Regions from separate parts of the Homo sapiens genome. Here region 1 is linked to region 2. Evidence: chromatin contacts called from ENCODE Hi-C or POLR2A ChIA-PET data. All regions are on one chromosome and are shown on one strand. The core of a region is the stretch at or near the end of the contact, and the rest is flanking DNA. Distances in the headings are between cores, read along the strand shown.

Region 1 (4,393 bases), core at 193-2,692, 200 kb before region 2:
CACATCCGTCATCCCGTGTCCATCACCCCGCGTCCATCACCCCCATCCGTCACCCCATGTCCGTCACCCCATCCATCACCCCGCGTCCATCATCCCCCATCCATCACCCCCCGTCCGTCATCCTCCGTCCATCACCCCACGTCCATGATCCCCCGTCCGTCACCCCGCATCCATCACCCCATGTCCATCACCCCACGTCCATCACCCCATGTCCATTATCCCCTGTCTGTCACCCCGCGTCCGCCATCCACATCCCATCACCAGGTGCTGTTTTCTTGGTGCTAGAGCAAGGTGGGATTCACACCTTGTGTGCACAGCTTCTGAGTCACTGGGCGGCTGGGCACAGCCTAACTCAGGAGCAGGGACCCACGGAGGGTGTGGCGACGACACAGCCCTCAGCTTGCTCTCCAGGAGTTCTTCTGATACCTCGAGGACACTCTGGACCCTGTGTCTGGGTCCCAGCCCTTCCGTAACAACGTGGCTCCTCTGAATCAGTCACAAGGAAGATCCAACTTAACACAGAGAGTTTTTCCCAAACAGCAGAACTGGCAGCAACACAGGCATCCTGCAGTTCAGTCCACTGCATGCAGCGTGCAGGTGTCGGAGGGCGAGGCTGCCGTGGGCTCCCGGCGGACGGTGGCAGGGCAGGCCCAGGTCTCTATCACAGCAAGGCCTCTCCACTCGGCCCCCTCCACCTGTTTACAACCTCAAGCTGGGTCAAAACCCCAGGGGTACTCAGAGGGAGTGTTTCTCCCCAACTGGATTCCTTAAGCCAGAGGGCAGGCGGCAGGGTCCTGGCCTGACAAACACACACGGGCCCCCGAACACGACCGGCTCCGTGACCGTCACAGGACGTTCAGGTGGCTTCATTTTCAGTCCACGCCTCTGGTGCCAGGGTCTTGCTTGGCACTTGTGTGAACGGCGACCACGTGAAGCCTCTGTCTTGAGAAAAGTGTAAACAGCAGCTGCCTTTCAAGGCACTGAGGCCTTCCTCGAACTCAGCTCGTTTGTGCTGCGTGGTTCCCAGTCCAAACCCTCCTGTTCACAGCCTCCTCTTGCCTCAAGCATCTTAGAGCTCCACTCCAATCCACACCCCAGCTGCCTTTTACAAAATCCCAAGCCAATGACAGCTTGAAAATAAAGTGAGAAAAACACCGACCAACATTTACTCAGCACCTACGGTGGGCTGCGGACGTTGACACAGGGTCCTCTCTAATCTTCCATACAGATCAGCCATGAGGGCCGCGGAGAGGAGAAAAGCACAGCTGAGCTGTTTTCTCTTAAAGCAACATAAACGTCAAAGCAAAACTGGAGCCCAGGACTCTCTGACTTAAGCTCATCCTCCTTCTGCTCCATCCCGGCTGTGCACACCTGGAGACCAGGCCCTCGAGCCTCCAAACGCCGTGAGCAGCCTCCTCCTGCTGTGGCTTCCAAAGAGACGTCACCAGAGGCGGGGCTGGCGCAGGGCCACGAGGCAGGCGACTGGGTCTCTTTGACCGGGGGTGGCCTCGCGGCGGCACGAGACTCAGCATCGTGTGGGTCTAGCTCTGGGAATCGAGGCAGCCCCCAGAACACCCTTGGGGCGCAACTTCCCGGTGAACGTCCCGTCTCCTCAGCCACCCACAGATGCTGCCACAGCTGCACCCTCAGGGCAACGAGCGTCTGGCGGAGCCCAGTGAGAGCCGTGAAACACAGACCTCAGGGCCAGGCCCTCTCCCCATCACAGAAACCTGACCAGTCACAGGTGGCTGCAGCCTGGGTGGTTGGTAAAAGAAAAATTATTCCTTCTATAACCAGAAAAAAATAGTGAATCAACAGACACAGAAATGCTCAGAATAAAACAAAAAATCTAAGTCAGTGGGACAGAATTCAGCAGTCCCCAGGGGGGCCTGGAAGCTGGACCCCTGCTCTGGGTCTACGGGCTTACATGGCTGCCAGGACCAGGGAGAGACAGACCCGGGCCCCTGACCATACCCTGTGCTGTAACGCCTGCAAGGTAGATTTTAAGTAATTTAAAAATTATCAAAAGGATAACATTTCATGCCTGTGAACATTACGTGCAACTCAAATCTCAGTGTCTGAAATAAGGTGAAATGGATACAGTCCGGCTCACTGGACGGCACCGTGCCTGCGGCTGCTTCCCTGCACAGCTGCATGACCCCTGGCCCTACACAGGACAGGTTCTGCGCACTCGGCCGCCACCTTCCTTACACGGCTTCTCAGGAAAGCAGCAGGCAGCTGTGGCCCAGCGTGAGCCGGCAAAGCACTTCCCTCCCAGAGCCCCGTTTCCTCATCAGCAACAAACACAACAAGCTTCCTCCCCTGGCTGCTGTGAGGACCGACAGCCCCTCCTGGCACCTGCACAGGGCATGACACGCACATCACAGCCGCCTTCACCCGCTCAGCCTCCCGCGTCCCCACAGCCCGGACCGGAGCCTCAGAGCACCAGGACACACCCATCCGGACACCGGCAGGTTTGACACCACAGACTGTGCTTGGCTGGGGAGTGAGAATCCTCCTGAGAGAGCCACGGTGTCCCAGGTCGGGGGCAGCAGAGTGAGGGTCTGGCCGTGGGCCCCGGTCGGGGGCTGAGCCACGCTCTGGTCAGGAAAGACATCGCCAGACACCTGTCATAATCCAGGGCTGCTCAAAGTAAAAAAAAAAAAAACCTAAAACTGCAACATGGAACGGCACAAACGAGCTGCAGGCCGAGTTCTAACGGGCTGAGCCTCAAACCAGCTGCAGGCCGAGTTCTAACGGGCTGAGCCACAAAGAGCTGCAGGCCGAGTTCTAACGGGCTGAGCCTCAAACCAGCTGCAGGCCGAGTTCTAACGGGCTGAGCCACAAACGAGCTGCAGGCCGAGTTCTAACGGGCTGAGCCTCAAACCAGCTGCAGGCCGAGTTCTAACGGGCTGAGCCACAAACGAGCTGCAGGCGGAGTTCTAAGGAGCTGAGCCTCAAACCAGCTGCAGACCGAGTTCTAACGGGCTGAGCCACAAACGAGCTGCAGGCCGAGTTCTAACGGGCTGAGCCTCAAACCAGCTGCAGGCCGAGTTCTAACGGGCTGAGCCACAAACGAGCTGCAGGCGGAGTTCTAAGGAGCTGAGCCTCAAACCAGCTGCAGACCGAGTTCTAACGGGCTGAGCCTCAAACGAGCTGCAGGCCGAGTTCTAACGGGCTGAGCCTCAAACGAGCTGCAGGCCGAGTTCTAACGGGCTGAGCCTCAAACGAGCTGCAGGCCGAGTTCTAACGGGCTGAGCCTCAAACGAGCTGCAGGCCGAGTTCTAACGGGCTGAGCCTCTAAGGAGGGAAACGTCACTTCCTGCCTCACACAGAGCCCAGCGTCTCCATGTCCACTGATAGCCTTGGTATTTGCAACTATGTCCATGACCATCTCTGTTTCTCCAAAACAGCCTCTAGCTACATAAACTGTTTAGAAAACCTCATGCGTAAAGCAGAGTATGTCAAACCTCCATCTGTGGTCAGGAGTTAGGACATCCCCAGCTGCAATTTGAGCAAAGACGGCGCTTCCAGAGGATCATCGGATCCTGTGTCTTGGTTGGGGTTGGGGCCCATCAACTTAAAATAGCTTCTGTTTATGCTGGTGAAGGAGGCACAGACTTCACCCTATCTAATTCCAAGGAACAGGCGAGGGTGGGAGCTGTAGCGGAAGAGACAAAAGCAAAAGGCAGATTCGCCCCTTTGTGTGGTCCCGTAAGTGACACTGTCCCTCCCTCTCCCTGGAAACAGCAGCCCCCAGGCACCCCCCCCAGCAACTGGGACAAGGGCACACCAGGCTAATTTTTAATCAGATGGATTTAGTGATAGCAAATAAAGAGAAGGAGAACAAAACCCTCAGCCAGGCTATTGTGAATGGGTGTTACCAAAAAATGGCATTAGCAGGGCACCAGGGGCCAGGCCAGCTCCAGGCAGCCCCGCATCTGCTCAGCAATCCCCGGAGTCTTCTAGGGGGCCTGGGGCAGCCGGAACCTGGCCGGGTGGAGGATTTCTACCACGAGAAAGTCAGGGCCCTCCCCGAAGGAGCAGAAGCTCTGCGGGTGACTGTTTGGGAAGCTGGTCTGCTCCTGATACTCTGCAGGAAGAGAATCACACTCTTTAGACCGGGGTCTCAGATTTCAGCCGGACGGGAACTCTCTGCAGGGCCGGTGGAAAGAGATCGCCAGCCCCAGCTCTGTAGGGGTGCGGCCTGCCTCGAGCACTTCACACGCGTGCCCGGGGATGCTGGTGCTGCAGGTATGGGGACCCCGCTAGGAGAGCCCCGGGTTAAGGGTTGGTAACTGGAGAATGGGGTGGGGGTATGCCAGCTCTCCCTGCTTGCCCTGGTCCCACACACTCAGGCCTGTGTGGCCAGCGTGGTCCTCCTTTCCCACAG
Region 2 (4,492 bases), core at 476-2,975:
AAAGAAAAGAAAAGAAAAAAATGTAAACACAATATAGCAACTTTTGTGATACAGCAAAAGCAATGCTAAAGGGGGAGTTTATAGCTATAAATACATCAAAAACCAAGAAAATCTCAAATTAACAACCTAACTTTACAACTTAATGAACTATAAAAAGAAAAACTAAATCCAAAGCTGGCAAAAAGAAGGAAATAATAAAGATTAAAGCCAAGATAAATGAAATAGAAAATAGAAAACGATAGAGAAAATCAATGAAACCAAAAATTGGTTCTTTGAAAATGTCAAAGCATTATTCACAATATCTTGAATAGGGAAGCAAGCCAAGTGTCCATCAACAGGTGAGTGGATAAGCAAAATGTGGCATATCCATACAATGGGATAGTATTCAGTGTTAAAAAGGAAGGAAATTCCACAATGTGCTACAACATGGATGAACCTTGAGGATGTTCTGCTAAGTAAAATAAGTCAGTCACAAGACAAATACTGTATGATTCCACTCTTATGAGTAGTCAGACTCAGAGACACAGGAAGTAAGATGGTGACTGCCAGAAAGTAGAAGGTAGAGGGGAACCGAGAGTTAACATGTAATGCATAGTTTGTTTTTCAAGATGAAAGAGGTACAGAGATGGATGGTGGTGTTATGAATATACTTACCACCACTGAGCTGTACACGTAAAGATAGTTAAGACGGTAAATTCTATGGATTTTATTTTTATTTTTTTGAGACAGAGTCTCACTCTCTCCCCCAGGCTGGAGTGCAGTGGCGCGATCTCGCTGTAACCTCCGCCTCCCCGGTTCTATGGGATTCTCCTGCCTCAGCCTCCCTAGTAGCTGGGGTTACACGCGCCCGCCACCACGCCTGGCTAATATTGTATTTTTAGCAGAGACAAGGTTTCACCAGGTTGGACAGGCTGGTCTCGAACTCCTGACCTCAGATGATTCACCTGCCTAGGCCTCTCAAAGTGCTGGGATTACAAGCGTGAGCCACCGCGCCCGGCCATTCTATAGTTCATTTTCACCACAAAAACAAAAATGAAATTCACAACAAGCAAAACTTCAGAAGGGTACAAAGGTAGAGAGCAGTGTGAGCTAATTTTACAGTCTTTCAAAGCATACAGACTGATGGCATCAGCATTAGAGGTGCATGCATTTTAATTAGAATTGTGGTGGTAACATTCATAAAACTGAAAACAAAAAACGAAGAAGATAACTTCTGGGAATCGGGACTTTCAGTGGAGGCGGGGTGATGAGAAAAGGAATATTTACTGTCATCCAACAACTTTGTCTTGTACTTTTGTCATAGGTATTATGCCAGTAATATCCCTGAGAATGTATGGGGCAGGTCTAGCTCTTTTTTTCCTAATAAATTCATTCACACAACAATCAAAACAGCAAGAAAAGGAAGAGATATCCGCACGGCGGCGGCAGGCCGGGGCCGTTCCAAGGGCCTGGCCGGAGGCCACAGGCCAGACGCGGCGGAACCCTCCCGGAGCCGCGCCCGGGCGCGCGCGGGAAGCGGAGGCGGAGTGGGCACGTGCGGCACTTCCGGGGCGGGGCGGGCACGCAGCCCTTCCGAAGGCCCGCGCGAGCCGCTAGTTTTGCCCACGCACTTTTGGCACAGCCGCGCCACGCGATCGGCGATCTGATTGGCCCGCGCGGGAGGGCGCGCGGCGCCAAACTTGCTTCCCGTCAGCCCCCGCCCGTCCCGCGGGAGCGCGCACGCTCGCGCACCCGGATCCCGGCTCCTGCATCCAGTCGCCATTCGGGAGGCCGCTGCGCTGCAGGGCCTCGCGGAGCCGCCCGCGACCGCGAGCCGGGCCCTCCGCGCGGTCCATCGCCCACTGGACGCCGCCCGCGGCCGGACCGGTGAGGAGCGAGAGCGAGCGGGGGAGGGGCGTGGTTGGGGCCTGCATCCCCGAGCCCCGTGTCGGCCGCCGACCTGGCGGGGACGGTCCCGGGAAGCCGCGGGTCCGAGTGAAGGGGGCCTGCGCTGCCTCGCTTCCCACACGGCCCGAGGGAAGGGCCCGCCCCCACAGGCCGGGGCGGGAGTGCGTCTTTGTGCAGGGAGCGGGGAGGCCCGGTGTCAGTCGCTGCCGAGGCTGGAAACATTGCGTTTGAAACCATTGGGAAGTTGAGGGCGGCACAAGACGAAAGCCATTCTTTCTGTTTTAGTTCTAGACTGCCTCCTCTTCTGTCATTATTACTGTTTAAAAATCCGCTATACAGCCTCCAAAGTGGGAGAGGACATTTGTAAACCTGATAAAGAGTTAATGTCTAGAATACAAGAAGAGATGCAACTGACCAACAAAAAGCAACCCAGTTCAAGAATGGGCAAGGAATTTGAATAGATATTTCTCCAGAGAAGAGAGACAAATGGCCAATAAGCACGTGCAGTGATGCTCAACATCACTAACCATTAAGGAAATGCAGATGAAAACCACAATGAGATACCACCTCACACCTGTTAGGGTGGCTATTAAAAAAAAGGGAAATTATGAGTGTTGGGGATGTGGAGAAATTGAAGCTCGGGTGCATTGCTGGTGGGAAAGTAGGGTGGTGCAGCAGCTATGGAAATTGGTAGTCGTTCCTCAGTTCTAGGTTTATACCCCCAAAAATTGACAGCAGAGACTCAGATACTTGTTCACAAATGTTCATCGCAGCATTATTCAAAATCCAGATGTCTATCAACATGTGGATGAAAGGCAAGCTGTGGTATATACATATAATGAATGGACCATTGTTCATCTTTAGAAAGGAATGAAATTCTGATACATGCTGCAATATAAACGAACACATTATACAGTATAAACGAGCACATTGAACACATTATGTTGAGTGAAATAAGACACAAAAAAGACATACTGTATGATTCCCCCTCAGGCACAGAATTGAGATTACCAGCACTGAAAGTGGAGAGTGGAAGTTACTGTTTCATGGGTACAGAATTTCTGTTTGTGGTGAAGAAGTTCTGGAAGTGGATAGTGGTGATGTTTGCACAACGTTTTAGTACTAAACTAACTAAATTGTGCTTTTAAAAATGATTAAATGGCAAGTTTTGTTTTTTTTTTTTTTTTTGAGACGGGAGTTTCGCTCTCGTTGCCCAGGCTGGAGTGCAATGGCCCGACCTTGGCTCACTGCAACCTCCGCCCCCTGGGTTCAAGGGATTCTTTTGCCTCATTCTCCCAAGTAGCTGGCATTACAGGCGCTTGCCACCACACCTGGCTAATTTTGTATTTTTAGTAGAGATAGGGTTTCTCCATGTTGGTCAGGCTGGTTTCGAACTCCTGACCTCAGGTGATCCACCCGCCTCGGCCTTCCAAAGTGCTGAAATTACAGGCATGAACCACCATGTCCGGCCTAAATGGCAAGTTTTTTGTTTTTATTTTTGTTTTTGTTTTTTAATGAGCCAGAGTTTCACTTTTGTTGCCTGGGCTGGAGTGCAGTTATGCGATCTTGGCCCACTGCAGCCTCCGTCTCTCGGATTTAAGCGATTCTCCTGCCTCAGCCTCCCAAGTAGCTGGGATTACAGGCGCCTGCCACCACACCCGGCTAATTTTGTATTTTTAGTAGAGACGAGGTTTCTCCACGTTGGTTAGGCTGCTCTCTGACTTTCAACCTTAGGTGATCCGCCCACCTTGGCCTCCCAAAGTGCTGGGATTACAGGCGTGAGCCTGTGGTGGCGCGCGCCTGTAGTCCCAGCTACTGGGGAGGCTGAGGCAGGAGAATCGCTTGAACCTGGGAGGTGGAGATTGCAGTGAGCCGAGATTGCGCCATTACACTCCAGCCTGGGTGACAGAGCGAGACTCCCTCTCAAAAAAAAATAAATAAATAAAAATGACTCCTTGTGTAAACTATAGACTACTTAATAAATCAGTATTAGCTTATCATTGTAGCAGATATCTCACACTAATGCAAGATGTTAATACAGGTGAAGTATCCTTCATTCGAAATGCTTGGAACCAGAAGTGCTTTGGATTTTTTTTTTTTTTTTTGGATTTTGGAATAGTTGCATTGTACTTACTGGTTAAACATCCGTAATCTGAAATCTAAAATGCTCCTTTTGGCACTCAAAAAGTTTTGGATGTTGGAGCATAATCAGATTTCAGATTTTCAGATTAGGGATGCTCAGCCTGTAGTAGGAAAAACTGGGGACAAGAAGATAGGTGGGAATTCTTGTACATTCCCTTCAGTTTTTCTTCAAACATAAAACTACTTGGAAAATTAGTTTATTAATTTCTTTCTTTTTTGGGTTGGGGGTGAGTATGGAGTCTTACTCTGTTGCCCAGCTGGAGTGCAGTGGCTCAGTCTTGGGTCACTGCAACCTCCGTCTCCCGGGTTCAAGCGATTCTCCTGCCTCAGCCTCCCAGGTAGCTGGGATTATAGGTATGCACCACCACGCCCAGCTAATTTTTGTATTTTTAGTAGAGACAGGGTTTCACCATGTTGGCTGTTGGCCAGGCTGGTCACGAACTCCTGTCCTCAAATGATCCGC

The links. Hi-C counts contacts between places; a loop is a spot of excess contacts on that map. ChIA-PET counts read pairs that join two places held with the same protein, here RNA polymerase II (POLR2A). Pooled maps may share reads with other maps.
Region 1: a loop to region 2 is called in a pooled map, with 2.8 times the contacts of the local background. The contact joins the promoter of RASA3-IT1 here to the promoter of CHAMP1 in region 2. A Hi-C loop is called at or near these places in 1 of 37 single-sample maps with no recorded cell type and 8 of 50 pooled maps. POLR2A ChIA-PET finds 5 or more read pairs at or near these places in 4 of 52 experiments (activated B cell, activated T-cell and naive thymus-derived CD8-positive, alpha-beta T cell).

The regions. Positions count from the first base shown.
Region 1 is chr13:114,108,337-114,112,729 of GRCh38, forward strand. RASA3-IT1 (RASA3 intronic transcript 1) reads right to left here and starts at 1,443. Exons shown (of 2, transcript NR_046544.1): 1 at 305-1,443. The region is part of intron 1 of RASA3 (RAS p21 protein activator 3); the gene reads right to left. RefSeq lists enhancers at 1,736-2,371, 4,272-4,393 and a silencer at 3,043-3,197.
Region 2 is chr13:114,312,778-114,317,269 of GRCh38, forward strand. It overlaps CHAMP1 (chromosome alignment maintaining phosphoprotein 1), which reads left to right and starts at 1,726. Exons shown (of 3, transcript NM_032436.4): 1 at 1,726-1,866. RefSeq lists silencers at 317-611, 1,384-2,063.